Regions from separate parts of the Homo sapiens genome. Here region 1 is linked to region 2. A link is an interaction called in ENCODE POLR2A ChIA-PET data of the cell type or tissue named here. Cell type or tissue: K562. All regions are shown on one strand. Each heading gives the region's core, and the rest is flanking DNA. Links, peaks and the distances in the headings are about the cores only. Region 1 overlaps STRA8 (stimulated by retinoic acid 8). Region 2 overlaps WDR91 (WD repeat domain 91).

Region 1 (12,600 bases), core at 4,904-7,403, 56 kb before region 2:
ACCCCCCTTTGCAGAACTCAGAGAGTCCCCTAAACTCAGGGCCCATGCCTATTTGCATGTTGGCCCTTATTCTCTGTGCCCCAGAGCCCCCTCCCCGCCTTCTCCTTCCAGGTCAGCTGGGAGAACCTGCCCGCAAGCTGCCCTGGGTGCTAGAGACCGATGGATTGTGTTCTTCCGAAATTCATATGCTGAAGCCTAATCCCCAGGGTGATGGTGTTAGGAGGTGGGGGACTCCGGGAGATCATAGACTAGGGCATGAAGATGGGCCCCTCATGATGGGATTAGTGCCCTTATAAAACAGGCCCCAGAGCCAGGCGCTGTGGCTCACGCCTGTAATCCTAGCATTTTGGGAGCCGAGGTGGGTGGATCATCTGAGGTCAGGGGTTCGAGACCAGCCTGGCCAACATGGCAAAACCCTGTCTCTGCTAAAAATACAAAAATTAGCTGAGCATAGTGGCATGCACCTGTAATCCCAGCCACTCGGCAGGCTGAGGCAGGAGAATCACTTGAACCCAGGAGGCGGAGGTTGCAGTGAGCCAAGATCACACCACTGCACTCCAGCCTGGGTGACAGAGTGAGACTCTGTCTTAGAAAAAAAAAAAATTTTTTTAAAGAAAGAGGTTCCAGAGAGATTCCTTGCCCCTACACCATGTGAATTTTATCCAGAAGGTGCCGTCTGTGAAAAACCGAGCCTCTGACTCTGCTGGCACCTTGGTCGTAGACTCCCCAACCTCCAGAACTGTAAGAAATACATTTCTGTTGTTTATAAGCCATCCAGCCTATGGCATTTAGTATATAATGGACTTAAGGCAGGGATACAGCAGCCCTCAGTGGAGGTTAGCAGGACTAACACACACTGGGAATGGGGTGCAAAGTGAACAGATGAGTTTCCACAACCTACAGCTGATAACCTGGTATGTCCCAGCCCTGCGCCAGGATGGAAGAATTTTCTACTCTGAAGATGCCACAGATAGTGTCATCCCCAGGGCAATGACACAATCCTAGGACCAGCTCACTTCCAATCACAGAAAAAAGGTGGATCCCCAAGAATACCCACTGAATTAGGCACCAGATCTGATTTGGCTCTGTGTCCCCACCCAAATCTCCTGTTGAATTATAATCCCCATGTGTTGAAGGAGGGGCCTGGTGAGGGGGTGTGTGATTGAATCATGGAAGTGGATGTCCCCCTTGCTGTTCTCATGACAAGAGTTCTCACAAGATCTGGTTATTTGAAAAGTGTGTAGCACTTCCCCCTTCACTCTCTCTCCTGTCACCATGTGAGGATATACAGGTTTCCCCTTTGCCTTCCACCATGATTGTAAGTTTCCCCAGCCATGCCTCTTTTACAGCCTGTGGAACTGTGAGTCACTTAAACCTCTTTTCTTTATAAATTACCCAGTCTCAGGTAGTTCTTTGTAGCAGTGTGAGAATGGACTAATACAACACCCATCTAGGGACTGCAGAGGAGAGGCCCCTGAACACCCCAGCAGGGGTGCACACACACACACACACACACACACACACACACTCTCTCTCTCTCCCTCTGTCTCCTCTCTCTGTCTCTGACTTACCACATTCATGCACATGCAAACTCACACATACACACCTGCGCACACACAATCTCACATCCACCCACACAGGGGCACATGCTATCTCACACCCTCTTCCTCACCTGGAGCTAGATGTACTCGGAACCTCACTTTTGTCCAGGAAGCTTGCCACATCAAAGGCATCCTCAAAAAGGATCTGAAAGAAAGCACAACACTTCATGTGTTGGAAATAACTTGACAATTTCATGCTTGCCCTGGGCTGCTGGGGAGAGATGAGTGGAAAGGCTCTCTCTTTACACATACCCCAGAGGGCATGCATGTCAGAGCTGGGGCCCACACCCAGGGGCTCTGCTTGCTGTTCTTCCTAGGGGGTAAATGCTAAACTCTAGAGTGCCCAGGACAAACTGCCAACCCTGGAGGTGGCTGTGAGGGACAGGAAGAAATGGGGATTGTGATTCCTCTTGCCGACGAAGGTGGGAGCTCAGGTGTGAGATGCAATTACCAGAGCCTCAGTTTACCACTGAGAAAAACCTCATCAAAACTTCCCAAGGCGCACAGATTATTGGAGCCCAGGGTCCCCAGTCTAGCTGTCTCATGCCAGGACAGCTGAATCCAGAGGGTCAGGAAGGCTCTGGGTTAGGCTGCAGGCAGGCCAACTCCCAGGCCTGTGTCCCTTGCTAGCTGTGTGACCTGGGACAAGTTACTTCATCTCACAAATCCTCCTCTATAAAACAGGAATCACATTAGTGTCTACTCATAGGGCTATTCCAAGAATTAAGTAAGATAATGTATGTGAAGTATCTAGTTACATTTGAACATTATCCACTTTATAACAGACATACCTGGCACATAATTGAACATTATCTGCTTTATAAGAGACATACATGTTCATTGTGGAAATTTTGGAAAATAGAAACAGATCAAGAAAATAAGAATTACTGAGAAACAATCCCACCCAGATATCCATTGTTGACACATTGATCTAATTCTCTCCAGTCACTTCCCTAGGTCTATAATATATATTTCCAATTTGGAATCTTGCTATTTAGACAGTTTTTCATCCTGCTTCCCCCTAATGTGTTAGAGAATATTAAATATGTTACAGAAACATGATTTACACTTACATGACTGCCAGATTTAGCAAATACAAATACGGGATGCCTAGTTACATTTTGAATTTCAGATAAAGAATGAATAATTTTTAGTATAAGAATGTTTTGAATCATGCATGGGACGTTTTTGTATTAAAAATTGAACTGGGCATGCTTTACTTTAACTGACATCTCCTTTGCACTGGCAATCACGCCTAGGAGAGGAGAGGAAGTTCTCTGACCCTGAGTTGGCAGGTACTGGCAGGTTCCGCCAGGGTCTCTCCTCTCCTCTTCCCTTCCTGCAACACACAGCTCTTCCAAGAGGATTGGTGTCTGCCCTTTCTGTCTTCCTTCAATTGACTTCCTGGAACTGAATCCCTTGGGACTCTGGCCCCTCTCTTAGTTTTCCGGACATTTTCTGTTGTCCTTCTACTTGATATCTCTGTGGTCATTTCAAAGAGGATCTGGAAAGGGGCCACAGAAAGACCTGTGCTTCAGTGTCCATCAGCTCTGAAGCCTATCAGCTACATGTTGCTCCCTGGCAGGCCTGAAACAGGGACCCAGAACTGAAATCCCTGTCCTTAAGCAATCAGCCCACCAAAGTCGCAGGCCACACATTGTGCTCACCTGTGCAAATCCCCCTCACAAGCCAGCCTGAGAGGGGACCCCAGACCAGGCTCCACAGCCTTTCCAGAGTGCCACCACACTCACAGGGAAGCTCATGTCTGAACTGAAATGGAGCATTCCAGAGCCTCCTGGGCCCATCTGACCGTGCTGCTGGCCTCTAACACAACAGTTCTGCAGCAGAACCTCTCCAGGTGGACCAGGGGCTGCAGTGGTGTCACTGCTCAGCAGGAGTAACTGTGGCTTTGTCCCTGCCTCGGGCATGGGAGTTCTCTGTTCTGCCTACCTTATCGCCCAGCCCTGGCCTGGCCTAAACCTGGGCACAGCAGTGCAGGCAGAGCCCTGCTTCTGGCCACAGCTGAGGGAATCTGCTGCCAGCTTCCCTTAATACCCAACAAACATCAGCCCATAGGCCTCCCTGAAAAACCCAGAAAAGCTGTTTCCATGATTTGGAGACATTAGATTCTGGTTGTTTTCTCTTTGGATGTGTTCTTCCTGGGGAAGTGTTCGTGCTGGCACAGTCAAATTTGGCAGAATTGCTCAGGCATTTGGTAGATACTGTCATGCATCACTTACTGATGGGGATAAGTTCTGAGAAATGTGTCCTTAGGCAACTTTGTCATGTGAACATCACAGAGTGTATTTATGCAAACCTAGATGGCATATATACATATATTTATCTTTTCTTTTTTGAGACAGAGTTTTACTCTTGTCACCCAGGCTGGAGTGCAATGGTGTGATCTCGGCTCACTGCAACCTCCACCTCCCAGGTTCAAGCGATTATCCTGCCTCAGCCTCCAGAGTAGCTGGGGTTACAGGCACTCGCCACCACGCCCAGCTAATTTTTGTATTTTTAGTAAAGATGGTGTTTCACCATTTTGGCCAGGCTGGTCTTGAACTCCTGACCTCAGATGATCCACCCACCTTGGCCTCCCAAAATGCTGGAATTACAGACTGGCATCACCACGCCCAGCCCATATATTTATTTATATATATTTTTTCATATGGAAAACCAAAAATCCAAGTTCCATTACTGAATATCAATTATTTACCCTACTTGATGTGCAATGCCAATATCGAGTGCCATATATCAGGTTTCCATATATGCTCCATTATCATCTTATGTGACCACCATTGTATAGGTGGTCTGTTGTTGCCCAAAACATCTTTATGTAGCCCATGACTGTATTTTCCTTTCGTTTTCTTCATGTGAGACTCCAGGGCTTGGCACTTTGGGGCTGTAAACACATCTGTTTGGCTGCCCTTTCATACAAGCCTTGGGTATGAGGTCCTAATCTTCTGGCTTTTTTTGAGCCATCATGGAACAGAACGCATGTCTTCTCATGGTGGACCCAACATCAGAGGAAAACCAGATCAGAAGCCACAGTCTGGTGGACCCATGTTCGGGGGTCGGGGAAAGGACCAAGGCAGTAGCTGGTAGGCCATTGAACATCTGCACTGGGAGTTCCCTCCAATAGGACCTACTGCACTAGCCACGAGGGAAGCTTGTTAAAAATGCAATTCCTGAGGCCCCACCCTCAGAGGCTCTGATTCAGTGTGTCTGGGATAGATAGAGTCTTGCTGTGTTGCCAGGCTGGAGTGCAGTGACACAATCATAGCTCACTGCAGCCTTGACCTCCTGGGGTCAAAGGATCCTCCTGCCTCAGCCTCCTGAGTACCTGGGACTACAGGTGTACCACCACCACACCTTTTTATTTTTTTTTAGTTTTTAGTAGAGACGCAGTCTCACTGTGTTGCCCAGGCTGGTCTCAAACTCCTGGGCTCAAGCATTGCTCCCACCTTGCTCGGCCTCCCCAAGTGCTGGGATTACAGGTGTGAGCCACTGCGCCCAGCCAGGCACCTGACTTTAAAAAAAAACTCCACAGGTGATTCAGTTGAGAAGCATCAGGGGAGATAATGGAGGGTTGACCATCAACAGGTGACCAAAGGGCAGAGTAATGTGAAAAAATGTGTGATGACAGAGACACAGTCACTGAAGCAGGAGCTGGGAGTTCTGGGCAAGTCACACTGCTGGTTAGGCCTGCAAACTGGAAGGACAGGAATGGGTGACATCTCTGTCGTTCTCCAGGCTTGGGCCTGATAGCTGAGGAACCTTCTAAAAAACGGAGGCATTCCAGGGCTGTAACTCCAGGGTCAGAGACAATCGGACGCTCTCTGGCCCTAAGGCTCCACAGAGAGACTCTGGGAAACTAGCATGTCGTCTCCTCAAAGGCGCCCCGACTGAGGAGCATTTGGAAAGTCAGGGCAAGGGGGTGGCCTGTATCAGGCGGAAGCCATGGATGCTAAATGTCCACGAAGCACAGGGCATGTGCAGAATGCGAATCGGCTGCGCCTGGGCTAGAGGAGCGAGCGTGGGCCGTGTGGTAGAGCAGTGTTCTGAGGCCGTCCTCATACTGGAAGAGCAGCTGTGGGCCCACTTTTATCTCCGTGCAGGGCGACCTCAAATGCTACCTGATGCTCTGCTTTGCAGACTATGGCCACGGCCATTCTGACTAGCGTTCTGAAAGCTGAGAAATGCATTTACGGTAGCAGTTGTGGTAACCTCCCCTTCACAGAGCGATCCCAGTGCTCTTTGGGGTGGGAACTGACGGCCTTTCAAGGGCTGGACCTGATTGGTCCAAGTGTGATTCCCTCTATGGCCAGTCATTGGCTCAGCAGGCTGGCAATTTGGCCAGTTCCAACCAATGAGAGGGGAGGAGCGGTTCCGGAAAAGTTCTTCCTTAACTCTTAAGAAAGAGCTTTCGTAGGAAATCTTTGTCTTACCTGATGTAGAGTAGGAAGAAAGACAGTTCGATTGCTCTAGCTGCCATTCCATAGCCACAGGAGCCGGAGGAGGTGGGGAGGGCAGGGAAAGATAAGAAACTGAGCAGAGCCAAGAGAGGCCTGAATCCACGCGGACATGGTGAGCTCCTCTGCCTGCCTCGGACCTCCCCGGGTGTGAGGAGTGCATTTCTTCGTGGTTTAATAATCCAGGCCCTGGCAGCCCAAAGAATCCCAACTGAGACAACCTCTCAAGACTTGTCTTCTGCCATCCCCAGGGAAAGGCCAGGAAACTAACCGCAGAAAAACAAATACTGTTCCGTGACCCCAGGGATTAGAAAATCAGAAACCGGCCGGGCGCGGTGGCTCACGCCTGTAATCCCAGCACTTCGGAAGGCCGAGGCGGGTGGATCACGAGGTAAGGAGATCGAGACCATCCTGGCTAACACAGTGAAACCCCGTCTCTACTAAAAATACAAAAAAATTAGCCGGGCGTGGTGGCGGGCGCCTGTAGTCCCAGCTATTCGGGAGGCTGAGGCAGGAGAATGAGGTGAACCCGGGAGCCAGAGCTTGCAGTGAGCCGAGATCGCGCCACTGCACTCCAGCCTGGGCGACAGAGCGAGACTCCGTCTCAAAAAAAAAAAAAAGAGAAAAAAGAAAATCAGAAACCGACCTTGGGAGCCAGAAGGCAAACTGCACCTCCAACCTGCTAAATGCAAAGCCCTGGTGTCCCCAGGCGAGGGCGAGGGTGGTTCCCGTGCCCCATCCACGCCACCCCGGTGGGCCTGCTCACCTCCTCGGGCGTGGAGACCAGCGAGCAGCTGGCCCCCTGGCTGTCCACGCCGCTGTCCTTCACGCTGCCCTCGGCACAGGCCGGCTCTCGGCAGGCCTCCGCCAGGGTCGCAGGGCCGCGGTGCTTCTGCGCCCAGGCCTGCCGGAGGCTGGCCTTCCTCTCCTCCGAGAGGTTCTGCCACAGGTGGGAGATGGCCGCGGAGACGATGGGCAGCGCCGCCTCCTGCGGGGTAATGATCCCGCTGCCAGTCAGAAGGTCCATCGTCTGTTTGTAAAAGTTGAGATACCTGGAACAGAAGCGGCGCCGTCTCGCACCCCTAAAGCTCCCTCTCGAAGCGATTCGGGATTCGGTTCATGGTGTGGACCCCAGCACGCAGGCCCGGCCACGGCGCCACGGCTCACCAGGGCTGAGACTTCTCAGACTCTGCACGCCCCTGGCCCTTGGAGAGCAGCAGCCTTCCTGGGGGCCATGAAGGACATAGACTTGGGCTTTGGGGCCCCTCCCCAAGTTCTCCCAGTCCCTGCCCCATGAAGCCTTCTGTGTTAGACAGAAGCAGATAAGAGGCGTAGCTGCCTCAGCTCTCATCCTAAGGGAATATTCTTGAAAATTCTGAGCCCATGAATGTGCTGGCATGATAGGACTCCAACTTTAACCTGCAGCCCGAAAGTCAGGCTCGGCTGTGGAGAGAGCCTCCTGCTATTGAGCCAACTCCTCTGGAAGCCAACATGGCTGCTGAGGGGCTTTGAGTCTATGGAGGAGGCAGTGGCAAGGGACGTCTGAGCCAGCCATTCGCCATCTTTCCTACTGTAAGAGCAGTGCGGACTTGTGGGGGTATGTGTTTTGGGGGAGAGAGGGGTTAGCCCTCATAATCACCATCAGCTGTGCCCCCCACAAGGCACCCCAAATAAACACCCAGTCTCAGTAAAAACACTGTATGAGTGTATGTGCTATGCTAATGTAGCTTTGAGACTATTTCTCTAGCCTCTCTGCCAGTCCTGTCCCTCAGCCCCTCCCATATGAAAATCCTGGAGATTTCGTGATTCAGGGCCTAGTCTGAACCATGCACTCCAGCTGGGGCACACAGCTGCAGCATACCCCAGCCAGAGCCTCTGTCCCCTTCCCCATGGGAGGGAGCTCCATGGGTGCACAGAGCCACCCCACCCAACTGTTCACACCGTTCAAATTCCATGAGGTCAGGCGACAAAGTTCCTGGGGAGTATAAGATCACTTTTTTCTCCTCTTCCTCCTCCTCCTCTTCCTCTTCCTCCTCTTCCTCCTCCTCCTCTTCTTCTTCCTCCTCCTCTTCTTCTTGATCTTCCTCTTCCTCATCTTCCTCCTCCTCAGCATCCTTCCTGACTGCCTCAGTTGGGCACCAAGGGGAGGAACCATTCTGAGGAAAACTGTTTGAAAGCAGGCTGGGAAAGAAAACAGAAACAAGACAACTATAGATTAATATCCCTCATGAACATGGACAAGAAATTCTTAGCAACTTTAGCAAGTATACATGTATATGTATGTGTGTGTGTGTAGGTGTACACATCATGACCAAATGAGCTTTTTCCTAGGAATGCAAGAGAACTGGTTCAACATTTGAAAATCAATCAATGCAATTCACCATATCAACAGACTACAGAAGAAAAACCTCAATAGATGCAGAAAAAGCATCTGACAAAATCAACATCCATGCATGATAAAAACTCTCAGCAAACTAGGAATAAAAAGGAGCTTTGTTAACCTGATAAAGGGTATCTCCAAAAAACCTACCGCTAACATCGTGCTTAATGGCAAAAGACAGTTTCCCCTCTTGATCAGGAATAAAATGAGACTGTCCACTCTTACTACTTCTATTCAAAATTGTTCTGGAGGTTCTAGACAGTCCAGTAAGGCAAGCAAAAAAAGGAATATACATTGGAGCAGAAGAGACAAATCTGTCTTTATTTGCAGACAGTGTGATTATCTGTGTAGAAAAATCTCAAATAATCTACACACATGTCATTAGAACCAAGAAGGGAATTTAGCAAGGTTGCAGAAGACAATATCAGAATATAAAAATGAATAATATTGCTACATAGTAGCAATGAACAGTTGGAAATTGAAATTTTAAAAAGCATCATTTACAATAGCATGAAAAAATGACATACTTAGTTTTAAACAAAAAGCTCAATCTATTAAAAACAGGATAAATTGGACTCATCAAAATTTGCAAATTCTGCTCTTCAAAAGACACCTTGAAGAGAATGAAACAATAGGATATAATTTGGAAAAGTCAGGACCTGCACCCAGGATCTCTTTATACTTAGAGGAATAATCCCCAAGGTAACATGTTGAGTCAAAAAAGCAAGCTCAGCTGGGCGTGGTAGCTCACACCTGTAATCCCAACACTTTGGGAGGCCAAGGCAGGTAGATACCTTGAGGTCAGAGTTTGAGACCAGCTTGGGCAACATGTTGAAACCCCGTGTCTACTAAAAATACAAAAACTAGCCAGGCGTGGTGGCAGGCGCCTGTAATCCCAGCTACTTGGGAGTCTGAGGCAGGAGAAGTTCTTGAACCTGGGAGGCAAAGGTGGCAGTGAACTGAGATCATGCCACTGCACTCCAGCCTGGGTGACAGAGTGAGACTCCGTCTCAAAAAACAAACCAAACCAAACCAAAAACAAAAACAAAAAACCATGAGATCATAAAAGTACATTTCTCAAATCAGTTTCTCCTTCAAAGTATGAATGTGACATTAATAATGTTCCCCTTTCAGCATTTGTGACACCTGGGTGTACCATGGTTCCTTTTCGTTGCTGAAGTTTAATTTAGCTTTTCTTAGGAGGCTTGGAATATAGACTGAGATTTGCATTTTCCTGATTGTCATATGTATCCTCCAAGAAAGACATTAGTTGTGGCTTTAAAAAATACATATAGAAAAAGCTATAATATAATGTAAACACTATGGGCTCATTTCTCTAAAGAATAATGTGCAACATTTTTTAAAAACTTGATGGATTTTCTTGAAAATTAACATTGATTTTCTTTGAGTTCTGGGACAATATATATTTTCTGGCTTTTGTGTATTTTCTGCATCTTCTGTGATAAGCATGTATCTTTTTATAATTGGGAAAAAATTGATGCATGTTGCTAGAATAAAAGAGAAACGAATGGTCTCCAGCATATGGCTGTTTTGAATGGTGAGCAGCAGCCCTGATGGTCCTGCAGGCTGGAGAGGAAGGGTGAGTTGCCACCAGACAGTACTGATGGCTGTGAGGACACAGCAGGTCCCCAGCTTCCTGGGGTTTGTGGTGTCTTACCTGTCATTTCCAGAATACATGCTGGCATATTCTTTCTTGACCTCCTCTAAGCTGCTTGCATGCCCATCTTCCAGGTTGAAGGATGCTATTGGGGAGTTGAAGACCAGGAACACAAAGAGAAAAGTCAGGCCTCTGTTGAGTCTCTCCCACCCTTCTGGCCCAGGTGGGCTGTGGGTGGGACCCTGAACCCTCCAGGGTCAGCATTAGGGAGACCAGGGTCCAGTTTTTCCTTCTAGGTGTGAAGGGAGAGCCTTAGACAAGCAGGAGCCCACTTTTCCTCTGGCCTCTGAAGATGAGATCAGGTGCCTTTGGCAGCACTCCAGTAGGGAACTCATCAGAGTCTCATGGCCTGGTGACTCTGGCCAGTCTTGCTGGACTGCAGGCTCACTAAGGACAGGGACCCTCAACATTGGCCCAAGCACAGTTCCTGGCACACAGTAGGCCCTCAATAAATATTTGTTGATTCATTGTAACCCAACTTCTGTTTTCAATAGAAAAACAGATCCAGTTTTCTCCAGGGAGGGAGATGGGGTTGGCAAGTAGTGCTCCATTACCTTTCAGCTTCAGCAAATTATCCAGGGTTTGCTCCAGTTCTGGAATATGACTCTTTGCCTTATTCAGAACCTGCCACTGAGGATAGACAGAGACAATGCTGAAAGCCAGCCTCTCACTGCAGAGACTGATTTTGTGGACCCAGGAATCCCTTCCCAGGGCTGAGGCCACGCTCCCTCAGATGCAAAGTCACATCCCTTAACCTTGTCAGTAAAAAGAATAGGAAGTTTGTTCTGATGCACAGGAGGCAGGAAGTTTTGTTTGTAGCCTAGAAGTGGGTTCTCACCGAAATGCCAAAGGATTTGGAAAGAGTTAAGCTTTGTTCAGCAAATTGCTAGTGCTGTAGAAAGGCAAATGACTACAGAGGCGGCTTGAAGGTGGAATAAGGAGTGATGGAAGAGGCGCATTCTGCATGAACGTCAACCCCAGGCTTGCACAAAGCAGAGCTAGACTTCAGCTCAGTGGTAACCCTGTGCAAAGGGCTAGTTAATATTAAATGTCCTATTCTCCCACTATTTTTATTTGCTAACTGCATACGCTCCAGATGATCTAAAAACTTATCAAATGCTGTCAACCTGAACTCTAAATTTCCCTCTTTCCCTTTTTCCCTCCCTCCCTCTCTCCCTCCCTCCCCTCCCTTCTGCTCCCCTCCCTCCCTCCCCCTTCCTTCCTTCCAACTTCCTTCCTTTTTTCCCTCCCTCCTTCCCTCCTTCCTTCCTCCCTTCCTCCCTTCCAACTTCCTTTTTTCCCTCCCTCCCTCCCTCCCTTCCTTTCCTTCCTTCCTTTTTCTTTCCTTCCTCCTCTTCTCTTCCTTCCTTCTTCCCTCCTTACTTCCTGTATGTAACATTATTAAAGTCAAAATGGTAACAGCAAGATTATTCAAAAACGAGCAATGCTAAAATGGTAACAGCAAGATTATTCAAAAACGAGCAATGCTAAATGTTGTTTGTTAGGCTGACCACCTATATCTGTCAGGGGCTGCATGCATCCCTTGGGCATGTACAAGGGCAAAACTATGTGGTAAGTCCCAGGGATACAGAGTACATAAGACAGTCCCCTCTCTCAGGGTGCTGACCTCTGACAGGGAAGACAAGCATGGAAACAACCCCTTATAACACAATATAGAATTAAGTAGGTACTAACAAGGGGTAGAAGCAAAGGGCTGTGAAAATGTACAAGGAGGAGGGAATAGTCCAACTGGAGGGGTCCAGAAGATTCCATGGAGCAGGGCAGCTGAGCAGAGTGAGCCAAGCCCAGCTTTGAAGTGTGCACAGAATCCCAAAGGCAGAGCTAACTGCATGAGCAGAGACACAGAGGCCATGAGAGGCAGGCCTGGCTCAGGGAACTGCTGCAGTGAGATGTGGCCAGAGTGTGGGGTGGGCATGGAGGGGGGACCCCAAAGCAGCTGGGGGCAGAGTAGCCTGGGATTTGACATTCTAGATTCCAAGGATTCTAGTGGTGCCTAAAAAGGAGACTTGAGGGGGCTGGAGTCACAGTGCTCTGCCAGGCCAAAGAGGAGGTGAAGGGAACCGCAGCTGCATGATGATACAGTGGATTGCAAGCTCCCTGAGCACTCCTATGTGTTTTGCTCTCCCCAGTCCCAGAGCTCATGTTGATGCTGTTGGGTCAGCAAAGACTTGGAACCAGGGGCTGACTGATTTCCAGCATCTTGGGCTTGTTCGTAGGGTGGAAAGATGATTGTCCACCTGCTGTGGTCTGAATGTTTGTGTCCCCCCAAAATTTAGTATGTTGAGACCCAATCCCCAATATGATAGTATTAAGAGGTGGGGGCTTTTGGAAGGTGATTAAGGTGATTGGTGCCCTTATAAAAGAGTCCTGAGGGAACCTGTTTGTCTTTCCCCCATGTGAGAACACAGCAAGATAGCCCTGTCTATGAACCAGAGAGCATGCCCTCAC
Region 2 (7,799 bases), core at 3,567-6,066:
CACACCCATCTGATTTTTATATTTGTAGTAGAGACGGGGTTTCACCATGTTGGCCAGGCTGGTCTTGAACTCCTGGCTTCAAGTGATCTGCCCATCTCAGCCTCCCACAGTGCTGGGATTACAGGCGTAAGCCACCGCACCGGGCCTCTCTGCCCTTTCTAATTGTGTTTCTCTCAGTTTTAGGAACAAGTTACACTTTATTTTAGCCCCCCAAACTCACTCAATTTTAATTTGCTTTATGATGGTACTTTTAGGTAAATACCTGATTTGTAATTTACCATTTGTAAGTTTTTACTTAAGCACAGTATAAACCTTTCAAGAACAAACCCTGGTGGGGCATAATTTTCAGCTGTAGATGGGTTTCTCGTTTTGACAGCCCTGATGGCTCTTGGGGCCCTTGGGCTGTTCTGGAGTGTGAGTTGGAGGCTCTAAATCTCCAGAGACTGCAAATGGCCTCAGGGCAGGGCCCTGCAACTCTTGCTCACGGCTCTTTGCCCAGAATTGACCAAAAGCTCCGCACATGGTTGGCACTTAATAAGTATTTCTTAGACAAACGAATGAATGAATATTTCTAGAAATAGTCTATACCAGTCCTTTGAATGTAGACCTCTAGGGATTGTTTTTTTAAAACAGTAAGGAAGTCAGGAAAGTGATCATCTTGGCATTAGCAGAAGAGGATGGGGACTGAGAGGCCAGCTGACAGGCCTCCCTTTTCTCTCATCTCAGAGTGGACTGCTCTGGGAGGAGAGTCGCCAGCTTAGACGTAGATGGGGTCATCAAAGTGTGGTCCTTCAACCCCATCATGCAGACCAAAGCATCCTCCATTTCCAAATCACCGCTGCTGTCTTTGGAATGGGCCACCAAACGGGACAGACTGGTGAGTAATGGTGGCCTGTGGGGCCCGCTTTGCTGGCTCAGTGGAGGAATTCCCCAGGGTTCTCCACCGGCTGAGTCAAGACAGCCAAGCCAGTTCCCCTCCCTTCTCTCCATTATTGGGGATTCAGGGACACACATCCAGGACTGGCCCAGAAGGCTCCTGTTGTGGGAAGACAGGGAGGTTACCAGATTGACAGATGGAAATGAGCTGCAGGGGGCCTGGAACACACGGCTTCTTCCTGTTTGTGGTGGTCCGCCCTGGGGACCACCTGCCTGACTGCTGTCCCTCCATTTGTCTGTGTTTCCAGCTGCAGTTTCAGTGGGCGCCCTCCCGTGCCAGGCCCCACGGGAAGTGGCTTCCGCTGGTGAGGGGCTGGTGTTCTATTTTGTGGTTCCCATGGGTCTTATTGTCCCCAGGAATAGTACAGTGTTCTTCCCTCTGGATTTGATATTTGAGATAGGACTTGTAGTTAAGGAGGTAAAATTGCCTTGCTGTTTTTTCTTTTACTTCATTTGTGGGGATCATACCACATAGCCCAAGATGCAAACCCTGTTTTTCTATAATTTTTGGCAGCTGAAGGGATTATCCTCATGGATGAGGACCTCAGGGCTTGCCCTGTGCCAGCGCCAGTTTGCCAAGTGAATGCCGAGGTCACACTCTACCTAATATTCCTGTGAGACACCCTCAGACCTGGGCTGCTTCTGGCACTTTCCTCTGGCACTATTATTATCTTTGAAGCTTTTCACCAAATAAGTCACAAGTTCCTGAAGGCAAGGATAGCCCCTTTTATTTTTTTTTCTGGAGGTCTTTACAGACCCAGAGCCAGAGCTGTCCCCTGAAAAGGCAAATGGGAGTCACCCAGGCCCTGTGGCAGCCGAAGCGAGTACGCTGGGAGGGGTGCTGGGCAGACCAAGAGTGGGAAGGAAGGGTTCCAACAGCTGGGGTTTCAAACTGAAGAAAGGGAGGATCAGAGGGCCTCATTCACCAGCCAGAACATTTCCATATGTGTCCAAGGTGACGCGTCTCTCCCATTCCACAGATACTTTTTGTGGTTTTGCTTAGAAGTTCAAGGTCAGCTCTCACGTCTTTGTTTAATTTTAAAGTGAGGCTCATTGTAGCCAGATTTCCCCTGAACTGCCTGGATGCGTAGAGGAGGGGCCTCACCCCCACAGCCTGCCCAGCCTCACCCCCTCTGGAGATCCTCCCTGACTCAGCCTCACTCCATGCTATCCTTCCCACCTCCCGCCCCTTGTCATTCCAGCTCTTGCTGGGCAGTGGTGTGGGAACAGTGCGTCTCTATGACACGGAAGCCAAGAAGAATCTCTGTGAAATCAATATCAACGACAACATGCCCAGGTGAACTGGAACCTACCCCCCACCATCAAGGCCGCAGGCTGCCAAGTGTGGTCCGCGGGGCTGGTCCTTTCCCAAGCCTAATGCCCCATCTCCTGTGCAGGATCCAGCCTCAGGACCAAAGTGCACCCTCCCTCTGTGGGCAGGCAGAGGGTCTGACCCAGGCCCATGTGTGTTGCAGAATCCTGTCTCTTGCGTGCAGCCCCAACGGGGCCTCTTTCGTCTGTTCGGCAGCAGCTCCGAGCCTCACTTCCCAGGTGGACTTCTCAGCACCAGACATCGGCAGCAAGGGCATGAACCAGGTTCCTGGCAGGCTGCTGCTGTGGGACACGAAAACCATGAAGCAGCAGGTACGGGCCTGCCCTGTGGCTCTCTCTGGGGCCAGGCACACACTCTGTATTCCCCTGGGTTTCTGAAGAGCCTCTTCCCTCTTTTTGCTTTGGTCTCCTCAGATTTTTAATAAAGTTTTGAGTGTTGAAAAGTAGTGTACTCCAACTGGGCAGATTGTTAGTGACATGTCATTCAGAATTGTGCCACAAACTTAGAAGACACCCAGAACCTACCAGAGGGCCCCTGTGGTTGATTATTTAGGAGAGGACTCGTGCCTCCCTCTGACATACTGTTACCTTAAAATTGTATGAGAATTATAGCAGCAGCAGCCAGCAGTAGCAAGGACACATACAGATTCGTAAGAAGCGAGGTGACCAGACAGCCTGTGAACTTGCTCCCAGGGGACCTGGGCACCACCTCAGAGCCAAGGACCCCTTCCTTCAAGACAGTAATAGATGCTGCAGCTGCCACCCTGAGCCCCAGAGAGATTGAATGATGCTAAACTCACCTTCCAAGGCAGTGCTACTTCTTATTAAAATGATTCGTTTCACTGCTTACAAGTCATATGGCCTTTATGTTGAACACATTGTTTCCTGATGCTGCTGGAAGCTCAAGGCTCCTGCTTTCAGTGGGTTCCTGTTCCAGATGTTCAGTTTGTTCTGTTCTGCATCTGCCTGTAGAAGTGGTCTGTGTTCCCTTTGGGTCTGTCAGACCTCTCAGGCCCGTCAGGGTCACACTCGAATTCTTGACCTCCACCCCTTGCCACATCCATCCCTCCCCTCATAATTTTCCTCACTTTGGCAAATGTGCCTCACTTAGAAATTGGGGATCTTGGCCAGGAGCAGTTGCTCATGCCTGTAATCCCAGCACTTTGGGAAGCTGAGGCAGATGGATTGCTTGAGGCCAGGAGTTCAAGTCCAGCCTGGGCAATGTAGTGAGCCCTTGTCTCTACAAAAAACTTAAAAATTAGCCAGGTGTGGTGGTGCTCACTTGTAGTCCCAGCTACTTGGGAGGCTGAGGCAAGAGAATTGCTTGAGCCTGGGAGGTGGAGGCTGCAGTGAGCTGATGTGGTGCCACTGTATTCCAGCCTGGGTGACAGAGTGAGACCCTGTCTCAAAAAAAAAAAAAAAAAAAAAAAAAAACACAACAGAAATTGGGGTTCTTCCCAGACCTGTCTTTTTCCCTCTGCTCACACAGTCAGTCCATAAGCAAATGCTGCCAGTGTGTTTCCAGTCTGACCACTTCTCTGCATTTCCAGGGACATACTCTAGACCTATCTCTCGTGCCCCTCCCTGCCCACTGTCCTCTCCACCAGTTTAATTCAATTCCTCTTAGTTCATAGCATCTTGTATTTTCCTCCAAAGTTCTTATTACAATTTGTAATTATATGTTTACTTGTGATTTTCAAGTTTTTAATTAGACATTGAATACATACAAAAGCATATTGAAATCATAGGTGTATAGTATAATGAGAAGAAAAGCAGTACAGTGAGCACCCACAGACCCATCACAGTTTATACAGAACATCACCAATACTTTTTAGCTCTTGTGTAGCCCTTCCCAGTCTTGGTCTTTTTCCCTTCCAGAGAGAACCTGTCTTGAATTTTGTCATACTGTTGCCTTACTTTTTTTTTTTTTTTTTTTTTGAGATGGAGTCTTGCTCTGTCACCCAGGCTGGAGTGCAGCGGCACAATCTCTGCTCAGCACAACATCCGCCTTCTGAGTTCAAGCAATTCTTCTGCCTCAACCTCCTGAGTAGCTGGGATTACAGGTGCCCACCACCACACCCAGCTAATTTTTTGTATTTTTAGTAGAAATGGGGTTTCACCATGTTGGCCAGGTCTCGAACTCCTGACCTCAGGTGATCCACCCACCTGGGCTTCCCAAAGTACTAGGATTACAGGCATGAGCCACTGCACCCGGCCTGCCTTACATTTAAAAAATTACTTTATCATGTCAATTACTATATATCCCTAAACAACCGAATTTTTGTTTTGCAGGTTTTCTGACTCCATATGAATAAACCACAGTATATGTGTTTTTCTAGAATAGCTTCTTGTATTCCAGGCTGAACACTGCTTCCCTAACCTTGTGACTTGGTCCATCCTCTGGCTGCCTTTGCTGAGACCGGGACATTAGCTCTCCATGTAATTGGCATTCCTTTGTTGTCTTTTCTCTCTGGCTGCTTTTAAAATCTTACCTGGTTCTCTGGATGTGGATTTTCTGGTTCTTAACTTTTGAAATTAATTTTTTTGAAGTTTTGCTTGGGATTTGTTTTCTGAATCAGAGGATTTGTGTCTGTTCAATTCTGGAAAATTCTCAGTCATCATTTTTTCCAGTATTGCTGTTCTCTGATCATCTCTTGCCTTCTGGAACTCCCATTCCATATGTGTTAGAACTTGCCTCTTCCTCTTTTTTGTTTCACTTTGCTGCATTCTTGATAATAGTTTCTTCAGATCCATCAGTTTGCTAATCTCTCCTCTACTATATCTAATCTTCTGTTTCATCTATTTATTAGGATGGTAATTTCAGTTATTGTGTTTCTCATTTTTAGAAGCTCACCTTCATTTTTTAAAACCTGCTTTGTCGTGTTTATAGTCTCTCATTTTTACCCATATTTTCAATTCCTTATTTTATTTTGTTGAACAATTGAATGTGCTTGTATGTTCTCATTATAAATCTAATGTCTGAAGTCTTTGTGGGTCTGATTCTGCTCTGTTGTCTCTGTGGGTGCTGGCTCCTTTTGCCTTATTTTCCTGTTTCTTATGAATTGTGATCATGGTGTTTTTTGGGCCAGTATCTCTGAGAATATTTTGAGGCCTGGGTTGGAGGTGCATTTCTTTGGATTTGCATTAATTTTTGCCAGGTTCCTCCCACGTCAGGGCTAGTTTGTGGTTATGAATTTGCAGGGAGGTAAGTTTTCTTGTTATCCCTTTCTGTGAAGTAGGTTTGTTTCTAGTTCATTCCTGCACTGAAGGTATAGCTCTTTGGAGTCTCAGCTCCATGTGACGGTTTCTTATCGCCTGACCTTGGGCAGATCACACATGGTTGTCTCCAGGCTCCTGAGCTCCTCATGGGTAGCAGAATGGGAACTTGAGTCATCTGGATCTGATTAATTCCCCATAGTGAAAGCCGGCTTTGGAGTGCACTGGTTCTCTGCGTTCTTGCTTTCTCTTAGTTGTGGCCCTAGAGGATTCTTTTATTTGCTAGCTCAGTACTCTGTGTGTATTTTAAATAACATTCTATCTTGCATTTTTAATTTCAGGAGGATTATTTAGTGTTCCCAGGGTTTCATATTGTTTGAAATGATAGTGTTCATTAATTATGTAATTAATAGACATTATGTTCTATGAGGTGGTTTTGTTTGCTACTATATTTCTGAGTGTTTCTGTGGGGAGCCATAGGGCAGGTTTATTAGTGTTGTCTGTCATCAAAGGCAGTTGATGAAGTGTTATTTTCTGAGGGCATAAGACTTTTCAATGAGAATTTGCTTGGAATGCATTCTGGGTGAAGTGTAGGTTGCTAAGATATGTATTATTTCTTTTATAATGGAGCAAGCATGGATTATCATTTCTCTATGGAAACCAGAATGTATTTAGGCACAGAGAACTTGTTCTCAAAAGAGCACAGAAGGTCACTGGCACAGCACTTTGGCAAAGGCTCAGATCTACATTTCCAGATTACATAAGGGAGGAGCTGGTGGAAAACCCAGTCTGGGGCACCTGTCTGCATTGGAATAAGCAGCGTGCCTGGGCTGAGTGAAGATCTGCTACTGACATTTTTGTTTTATTTCAATAGCTCCAGTTCTCCCTGGATCCAGAACCCATTGCTATCAACTGTACAGCCTTCAATCACAACGGGAACCTGCTGGTCACAGGGGCAGCTGATGGCGTCATCCGGCTGTTTGGTATGCAAGTGTGCTCATAGCAATCCTTGATCTCCTTAGATTTCCCAGGCAATTTTTTTTGCCGACGTTGGATTTTTTTGCCAGCTGGGCTAGAGGCTTTTGCAAAACCCTGACTTCAGATGCATGTACTACAGCTTAACTTTGGTCAACGTTTTCAAAACACCCACCGTAATAAACTCGCCCATAGTTAGTGTCAATAGACATGGGAGGGGGTGGAGCTCAGCGGTCCTTGAGTCTTGAGTTGTTCCATCTGAGTCCTTGTCACCCATGTGAAATACAGGAGGGCATACAAGAGTACTGCTGTCCTACCTACTTGCTGTGGGTAGTTGATTCTCAAAAGCATCAGAACAGTGCTCCTTAACCAGAGGCATACATCAGAATCACCTGGCATGCTGTGTAGAAATCCCCAGGTTGGGCTCTGTCCCCAGGAGACATCCCCAGAGCCTGGGCTGGGGCAAGGCAACTGTATCTTTAGGGGATTCCCAGGGCACATGGGGAAGTTACAGAGGGGAGTTTCTCAGGTGTCTTCCTAGACTTAGGGCTCCCCAGGTGAGCTCCCCCCAGGGACTCCTGAGCCTCACTTCTGACCTGGTGAAAGAAGCTGCCTCTGAGGCTTAGAAGCAGCCTGACCTCTTGGGCAGGGGCAGCTTTATGGCGCTCATTGGGTCCTGGGTGCCTGCCCTTGGCTTCCAGAACAGCTGTCAGCCTGAGTAGAGGGTGAGGGGGCCTCCTGCTGCAGGCAGATTCCTTCTGCAGAGCCCTGGCCAGGATGTGAGTGGCCGTGTCTCATTGCCTCAGACATGCAGCAGCATGAGTGCGCGATGAGCTGGAGGGCCCACTACGGGGAGGTCTACTCTGTGGAGTTCAGCTATGATGAGAACACCGTGTACAGCATCGGCGAGGACGGGAAGGTAGGCGGCTGCAGGATTCAGATAAGAGAGCACCGGGATGACATGTGGGCCGGCTGCAGGTTGTGGCCATACCTGTTACTAGCTCTGCAACCTGGGGCCTCTTTTTGCAGCTTTGTTATCTGTAGAATAGGGATAAACTAGTAATTCGTCTTACAATCTTTGCGAGGTTTTAGTGAATTCAGTGGGAGTTGGCTATCCTTATGAAAGGAAGTACCAAAAATTACTCATCTTACCATAGATGTATCTGTGGGGTCTGGATTTAGGGCTGAGTTTGCTTTGCTGGGCTTGGTAGTGAGTGGTCCCAGGACCACTCATGGATGTGTAGTTTGCTGAGTGGCTGGGTACAGCTTCTTAGATGTGTACAGACCCCAGCAGAGCCCAGAGATGTAAACAAGAAGCCAGAAAAAAAGGAAAAGTACAT

Evidence for each region. Peaks named below come from ENCODE experiments on the same cell type or tissue, not always from the same donor. Only the 100,000 strongest peaks of a DNase experiment are listed, where the experiment ranks them.
Region 1: POLR2A ChIA-PET joins it to region 2 with 5 read pairs; 3 of 35 experiments call an interaction of 5 or more read pairs at or near these places.

The regions. Positions count from the first base shown.
Region 1 is chr7:135,240,942-135,253,541 of GRCh38, reverse strand. STRA8 (stimulated by retinoic acid 8) reads right to left here. Exons shown (of 9, transcript NM_001394401.1): 3 at 10,686-10,761; 4 at 10,132-10,216; 5 at 8,015-8,254; 6 at 6,840-7,125; 7 at 1,673-1,746. Among named protein-coding and RNA genes, the nearest start is that of STRA8, 13 kb to the right of the region's middle. RefSeq lists a silencer at 2,859-3,009. In K562, for the core only: no CTCF peak of the experiment used is centred there; a DNase peak (open chromatin) is centred at 5,931; H3K4me3 peaks cover 1,051 bases; H3K27me3 peaks cover 1,161 bases.
Region 2 is chr7:135,188,012-135,195,810 of GRCh38, reverse strand. It overlaps WDR91 (WD repeat domain 91), which reads left to right. Exons shown (of 15, transcript NM_014149.4): 9 at 727-877; 10 at 2,139-2,233; 11 at 2,412-2,580; 12 at 6,359-6,467; 13 at 7,266-7,378. Among named protein-coding and RNA genes, the nearest start is that of MIR6509, 15 kb to the left of the region's middle. RefSeq lists enhancers at 1,416-2,615, 6,937-7,066, 7,107-7,326. In K562, for the core only: no CTCF peak of the experiment used is centred there; no DNase peak of the experiment used is centred there.